2 separate regions of the Homo sapiens genome follow, and region 1 is linked to region 2. Evidence: read pairs that join two places in POLR2A ChIA-PET (ENCODE). Cell type or tissue: GM12878. All regions are shown on one strand.

Region 1 (4,000 bases), 470 kb after region 2:
CTCTAGTTTTCTTTATATACAGAAAAAACTCCAACTAATATGTGGAAGCAATGGTAGAATTAGAAAATCCCCGCTGGGTGCAGTGGCTCACGCCTATAATCCCAGCACTTTGGGAGGCCAAGGCAGGTGGATCACCTGAGGTCAGGAGTTCAAGATCAGCCTGGCCAACATGGCGAAACGCCATCTCTACTAAAAATACACAAATGAGCCGGGCGTGGTGGCGCGTGCCTGTAATTCCACTCGGGAGTCTGAGGCAGGAGAATCACTTGAACCCAGGAGTCGGGAGGTTGCAGTGAGCCGAGATTGCGCCACTGCACTCCAGCCTGGGCAACAGAGGGAGACTTCCTCTCAAAAAAAAAATTAAAAAAAAAAAAAGGAAAATCCCCATTTTTCAACCCCTAATTGAAATTACTGATTCCAGCAACATAGTGAGCAAATGAAAGGTTGTAGAGAAAAGATGGAAAGTGGAGTTTGCAATGGAGGGGTTGTCTGGCTGACGTTACTGACCCCTACTGATCTTGCCTGGTGGACAAAAGACCCACTGTGTCCTTTCGGAAGTGACGCAGTAGGCAGTGGACCAGCATCTCCTGGGAAGTACATCTCCCTCAAACATTTGAACCCATATCAAAGAAGCCTCTAGATCTGCTTCCACTCTACAGGAAACATGGGGGATCCAGGAACAAATTAAGTGACTCCACGAGGAAGCAAACACACAGTTTCAGAATGGAGAGGATTCTGCTGAGCAATGGACTCCGTTTCCTCACAAAGGGGGCGTCCACTGTGCAAATGAAGAGACGTAAGAAACATAGAACCAAATACAGCGTGTGGACCCCCATCAGACAAACCCACGGTAAAGGGGGAGCGAGGCTGGAGATAACTCGGAGATTTTTATGAACTCGGTCTTATGATACCAATGAATTACTTTTAATTTTGTCAGATCTGATCATGGCATTGTAATTATATATGACTATGCCCATTTTTAGAGATGTTTACTGAAGTACATAAGGGTGAAATGACATTATTTGCTTTAAAGACTACTTACCTCATCCAAAAGGAAGAAACAGGAAATGGGATGGATGGGTCAAGTGTCGTGTAGTCTTCGTAACTGCTTAATGTTGGTGATGTGTAGATTAGGGTTCATTTCACTATTCTCTATATATGTGGGCCTTTTATTTTTTTAATAATAAAGTTTTGTTTTGTTTGTTTTTTGAGACAGGGTCTCACTGCGTCACCCAGGCCAGAGTGCAGTGGTGCAGTCACGGCTCACTGCAGCTTCAACCTCCCTGGGCTCAGGTGATCCTCCCACCTTAGCCTCCCAAGTAGCTGGGACTACAGGTTCTTGCCACCACACCTGGCTAATTTTTTGTGTGTATTGTTTTGTAGAGACGGGGTTTCTCCATGTAGTCCAGACTAGTCTGGAACTCCTAGGCACAAGCAATCCATCTGCCTCGACCTTCCTAAGTGCTCGGATTACAGGCGTGAGCCACTACACCTGGCCAAACATTTTTTAAAAATCAAAAAGACATGCTCACTTCAGTGACATCAAGTAGGACAAAAGACAATTCAATAAGTTGATGATATTTTCAGCTTTGATGGAACGCATCCACAGCCCCTGGCAGAGCTCATCATCAGGGTCAGGTCCCTGAAATCATCCATGTCAGGTCCCAAATATCCCGCTTGTAAAACTGCATTGCATTCCATTTACCCATCTCAGAAAGATAGATGGCGCCATCAGCCTGGTTAGGATTGGTTTCAGTGACCAAGCATTTCTAATGAGAACACACTGCAGAAACCAACCACTTCCTTGCATAAGACATTCAGCTACAAACCCTGGTGGTTAAGCTGCGATGGGTTCTGCCAGCTTTGAGCTTGGGTCACAGACCTGTTCAAGGGCAAGTGTTCTTCCAGCACTCCGAGAAAGAGATGGCTGTTGATGCAGATGGCATCATACGAAAAGCTCACCTCCATTCATAAGAAGAGAATGCAAATGAAAGCATACTGAGATTTTCAAGTTGTGGGAAATCACAACTGAAAACACACTCACTGGGGATGTGGGGCAACTGACATTCTTGTACTTTATTGGTGGGAGTATAAACTGGAAAAATACCTATAAGGGGACAAATTGGCAGTATCTAGTAAAATTACCAATGCATGTACGCTTTGCTGCAGGAATTCCTCTTTCATCAATTCATGCAACTTATACTTGCTCCCAATTCAAATCACATTGGTCTAAAGTTATTTATTACTAAATCGTTTAATAGTAGATGACTTCAAAACTTAACATACTTACCAGAAGGGGACTGCTAAATAAACTATGGAACAGCCAAATACTATGTAATTTTTAAAATTTTTATTTTAAATAAAATTTTAATTTAAATTTAAATTTTTAAATGAAGAAACTATCTTTATAATTATATTTAGCTATCTCCAAAACATAGTAAGTGGACAGAAAAAAAAAGGCAAGGTAAAACAACTGTGTATATAGTATACTATAAATAATGTTTAAAGAAAATGAAAAAAGAATACTTATGCTTGCATGTGCATAAAATATATCTGGAAGGGCTGCGCATAGTGGCTTATGCCTGTAATCCCAACGCTTTGGGAGGTTGAAGCAGGAGGATCACTTAAGTCCAGGAGTTCAAAACCAGCCTGGACAACATGGTAGGATCCTGTCTCTACAAAAAAATAACATAAAATATAGAACAAAAATTAGCTGGGCATGGTGGCGTGTGCCTATAGTCCCAGCTACTAGTGAAGCTAAAATTAGGAGGATCACTTGAGCCTGGGGAGGTCAAGGCTGCAGTGAGCCGTGATCATACCACTGCACTCTAGCCTGGGTGACAGAGCGCTGCCTTGTTTGTAAAAAGAAAATTAAAAATAAAATATTTCTGGAAGGATGCCCAAGACACTAAACATTGGTTGCACTCAGGTAGCTCGGAGGAGGGAGAATTTTCCCTGTAAACCTTTTTATGTCTTTTTACTTTGGAGCTCTGTAAATCCCTGACCTTTTCAAAAAATAAAAACAATTTCCTAACAACAGAAAACAAAAAACTGTCGGTTGACTTTCAAACCAAGCTTGAAAAGAAAACATCATATTTTAATTAGGGGCTAGTCTGGGACTGGGAGTTGGAAATTGTACCCACTGGAACGTGGGCCACTAAATGGCAAAAAGAAAAAAAACACAGTTAAATTTCCCTGTAGGGGCAAAATATTTCACATCCAATTAAAGCCAACTTACTATAGCTGGTCAAATTAAGGCCAGTTTCATCTTACACTCAGGCTTCACTGTCCTGATGAGCTGGTCTCTGAAATCCTGAGGAGCAGACTCTGGAGGCTGGGCATGTCAGGGCCCCTGAGCCTAATGGCCCCAGTGTCAGCCCAAGATGGGCTCTCGGATGTGACTCTCAGGGGGAAATCCAGCTCCCCACAGCAACTGTGTGACCCTGAAGCAGCGTGTTAGTGATTCTGGGCCTTCTGCTGGGAAAATGCATGTATCAAGAATGCATCACTGAAACAGCACACAGTGGACTCGAGTTCATTTTTCAAATATATCTGTTCAAGTGAAGACAGAGCCTGTTTTTAAAATCTATGAAACAGTTCCTGTTAAAAAAAAATAGTACAGGAGCAATAAAAAACGTACCTACCTTTTAGGGCTGCTGTGAAGATAAGTTGAGTCGATACACGCACACAAAATAAAAGTTAGCTGTGGCCGGCATGATGGCTCACACCTGTAATCCCAGCGCTTTGGGAGGCCGAGGTAGGCGGGTCACCTGAGGTCAGGAGTTTGAGATCAGCCTGGCCAACATGGTGAAACCCCATCTCTACTAAAAGTATAAAAATTAGCTGGGTGTGGTGTTGGGCGCTCATAATCCCAGCTCCTTGGGAGGCTGAGGCAGGAGAATTGCTTGAACCTGGGAGGCAGAGGTTGCAGTGAGCAGAGATCGAGCCATTGCACTCCAGCCTGGGTGACAAGAGCGAAACTCTGTCTAAAAAAAAAAAA
Region 2 (4,000 bases):
CATTTCAATTATTTTTAATTTAAATAGTTATATGTGGCTATTAGCTCACCAACATGAGCAGATAATTTACAGATTATTTGAACTACCAACCCCTTGGAATAAATACGAGTAGATGATTTTGGAAGTGAGCAGTCAGCCACCAGCAAATGTAACTGTGATGATATATGTCTTTACTCAATATGAAACAAAAAGTCCCACAAAATGCCTAAATGTTATTTTTTAAAAAATCTTTCTATTCGTTTGCATTTAGAACAAGGGAAGGATTTTCAGATCTGGTGGCTGCATAAAGTTACTTCAGTTGAGGGGATTCAGAAAGTCAAGGTTAATTCTTGCCATCTACAAGGAGCCCCCAACCCGATAAACTAAAATAAACTAACAAAAATGCTTTTTACTTTTAATTTACTTGCTGATAAATCTGTTACCAATTCCCTGAAGGCCTTTAAGTGCCCCTGCTACCTCATCACCTTTCCTAAGAATATACTACCCTTCAAAATTATGAGGGCCTAGTCTTTTAGGAATCCCTAGGTTCAAATGCTCAGTGAGATGCACGCATTTTTCCTCCACATAGTTGAAGGCATTTGCCATGGTGTTAGCACAATGGGAACCAGATGATGATAAATTGAACAAGAATGGGGGCAGGCAAAACAAGAAGACATGGACAGAGAGTGAGAAAGCAATAGATCAAGGGAGTTGTGGGTCTTCTTGGTCAAAGAATTGTAGAAGAGGGATATTAGAACAAGTCAGCTGAAAGAAGTGTATGGAGTGAGTGAAATTTGAAATTGAGATGTTGGAATTGGAGCAGTCACCAGTGATGATAAGGTCCAAGATGAAACTTGACTGTGGTGGGGTGGAAAATAAATAGTATGTTGTTGGATATAAGGAAGTAAGGGAATGAGAACCAGGTGTTGGATGGGTCATCTGTTGTAGATGTTGAAGTCACAAAAAATGGCAATAGATTTAGGGTGAGGAGCCAAAGTTGTCAGGGAACTGAGGGTGGGCTGCAGTGGCATAACCCACTGGTAAATAGATGACAGCAATAATAAGAGATAGGAGGTGGCATAGAGAGATGGCATCACACTAGCTGCTCCCAGCTCCATTTATATACACAGTTACTTCCTGGGCAAAAGCTGATGTGGGAACATAGGCTCCATTTGTGCTGAGACCTCTGCCAATGAATAGAACCTGCCTTAACCTGCTTGTCCTGGGCTAGGGCCACTTCCCATTTCAGGCCTCAAATACAAAAGGGCTCACCAGCACTTCCAATTTTTGTCCAGTCCCCCAAACATATCATGAGGGTATTCTGGAGTTGGAGACCTCTATCGTTTTGAAAGAGACTCTGGTAAGGACCTATAGTAGTGATGGTTCACCGAAGATATAGAACTAATTGTGTGTGTGTGTGTGTGTGTGTGTGTGTGTGTGTGTGTGTGTGTGAAGAGAGGGAGAGAAAGAGACAGAGACAAAAAAGAGAAAGAGAGAGAACAATTTATTTCAAAGAATTGGCTCACATGATTGTGGAGGCTGGCAAGTTCAAAATCTGCAGAGTAGTTAGGTAGGCTGGAAATCCAAGGAAGAGCTGATGTTGCAGCTGAAGTCTGAAGCCAGTCTGCTGCCAGACTGGAATTTCTTCTTCCTCAGGGAGAGCTCAATTAGTTTTTTTCTTAAGACCTTCAATTGATTGGAAGGTAATATGCTTTATTCAAAGTCTACTGATTTAAATGTTAATCTAATCTAAAGAATACCTACACAACAACATGGAAGACTGAGAGTAGGAAATTGATATAAGTTATGCAAGATTTTAATTAAAATATAAATGCTTCCAACAAACTATGTTTGCTAACTCAGAAGATATCATCTCTTGCAACATTGGCCAAACTCTTGCATGCAGATATAAAGGGACATTCCATAGTGCTTGCTAGTTTCATCTTTTTATGAAGTCACCATTTCTGCACCTTCTTCTCTTTTATTCTCAAGGGAGTTCTACTTTCTCATGACTTTGTTTCTTTTCTAGATTTCTCTCATGAAAAATGAGTCTACTTCTGCCTTCTTAGAATATGCTTACTCACCAGGAGACACAGGCAGGTAATTTACATATTGCTATAGAAGAGTCTAGTGCAATACTTGTGAATTCAAAGTCTGTCATACCTGTCTTTGTTTTCAGAAAGTCTCTGTTAATCTCCTCTGATCTCTCACGAATGCAGAAGATACCAGCCACTCCTAGAGTTGAGCGCTACTTTATTCATTGGTAACTAACTTTATTATTTACACTACACAGACTTCTGCACCATAGACATAGACACTGCCAATTATAAATATTCACTGCACACCAAACTACCTAGAAATCTATTATATATTTTGGAACCTTATTGGCAAATAGGTTATGATTATTGCTTTGGCAGAAACCCACTGCAATACACAGCACCCGGCATCCAGTAGCATATTTTATTCTTGCTATTGTAAATGAATACTTGAAAACAAATTCCTGGAAGTTGATACTTTTGCCTAAGAACTGTGAGATGTCTGCTGTCTAAATCACAATGGAGTTGCTTATTTAAAAATGAGGCATTTATTGCCTGACTCCTACATTTATTAAAGTGTTTTCAGTGGAACCTTTAAAGAACTCAAAGGCAAAAAAGGGGCCATCGTTTTCTATCCCAGGAAGCGTCCCATTAATGTTCCTCGTATAACTCAGCATGTGTTGAGTAATTTCTCATCTTACATTATTATATAGAAACCCGGAGGCCAACTGACCACCCAAGCAGGCTGCTTTAGGAAGAAATAGTCTATCTTTGATTGACAGAGCAAGCCCAACATGCAGTATAAGAGTGAACAGCATATACAGACCATCTGGGAATCAAGGAAGAAAATGATACATTTTGGACTCATTGGCCGATAATAACAGGAAGCCAGAGTGGCCACGGGAGTTTGAGGACAAAGTCAAGTTCAAGTGAACCTCAAAAATGTATGAATAAAAAACCGGTTCGATTCATTGGACAGGCAGTAAAATTCTTTTTATCCCACATCCTGCAGAGAATCCTAGTTATAAAACAATCTAAATGTCTACCAGGCTCTCATCCTAGAAAAAAGTCACTTTGCCAAGGTTTACCTTATGCCCCCCAGACTTGCGTTTCCTTCTGTTTGTCTCTAAAGTTGCAGCTTCAGTAGAGTCAGTTGTTTGAACATATGGTATTTTTCTACTTGACAAAGTTCAATGGTTTCAGGTAGGCAAATTATAACTGATGTATTATTTTCAAATTCTGTTGTGTTGAAATGTTTAATGCCACTAGGAATTATAGAGGCCATAACTACAACTCTTTGGGAATTTCTCATTCACCCAATATAGTGCTAGTGAGCACCAAGAAACCAGAAAGAAGGCATTGTGTGCAAGCAAATGCCACATCTCTTATTTCCCATATTCATAACCTACCTAAGGCAATTCAGACTGAAAACAAAATTTTCTCCTAGCCTTTTCTTCTTTTCATAATCTAAATGTATCAAGATAAGGACACTTAAAACTGATACTGTAATCTACAAATCAATCACTGGAAGTTGAATATAATGAGAGGAAAAGTGATTCATTTCATCACTGTTTAAGGACAGAGGAAAAAATAATTTCATCTATTCATATATTTAAGACTATTTTTCAAGTATGAAAAAATTATGAGAGTCTAAATTATGTTAGCATTAGAAAAGAATTTCTTAATATGAAAGTCTAAGGATGCCTGGAAACCTGTGGAAAGAAAGAATTCAGATGGTCTGTGAACCTGAATGAGGAAAAAAAAATCACATCCTCATTTTTGCTAAGCTCTAATTGAAATTTAGTATTTCATTCAACTATGAAGGAAGACTGCAAATCATAGTAGCATTGATAGTACCTGTGACAGACATTTTCGTATCACGTTACATGTGTTTCAGATATTTCAAAATACCATTAACACTTGTCACTTCTTTAAAATTATAATATTTATTAAACCCACTATTGGATTTGGTTATTTAATGCATT

Evidence for each region. Peaks named below come from ENCODE experiments on the same cell type or tissue, not always from the same donor. Only the 100,000 strongest peaks of a DNase experiment are listed, where the experiment ranks them.
Region 1: POLR2A ChIA-PET joins it to region 2 with 6 read pairs; 1 of 35 experiments calls an interaction of 5 or more read pairs at or near these places.

Annotation. Positions count from the first base shown.
Region 1 is chr9:1,002,999-1,006,998 of GRCh38, reverse strand. No RefSeq gene overlaps it. Among named protein-coding and RNA genes, the nearest start is that of DMRT3, 28 kb to the right of the region's middle. In GM12878, a CTCF peak has its summit at 1,731; a DNase peak (open chromatin) is centred at 1,858.
Region 2 is chr9:1,468,205-1,472,204 of GRCh38, reverse strand. The region is part of intron 4 of LOC102723803 (a long non-coding RNA gene); the gene reads right to left. Among named protein-coding and RNA genes, the nearest start is that of DMRT2, 420 kb to the right of the region's middle. In GM12878, no CTCF peak of the experiment used is centred here; a DNase peak (open chromatin) is centred at 1,994; H3K27ac peaks cover 1,166 bases.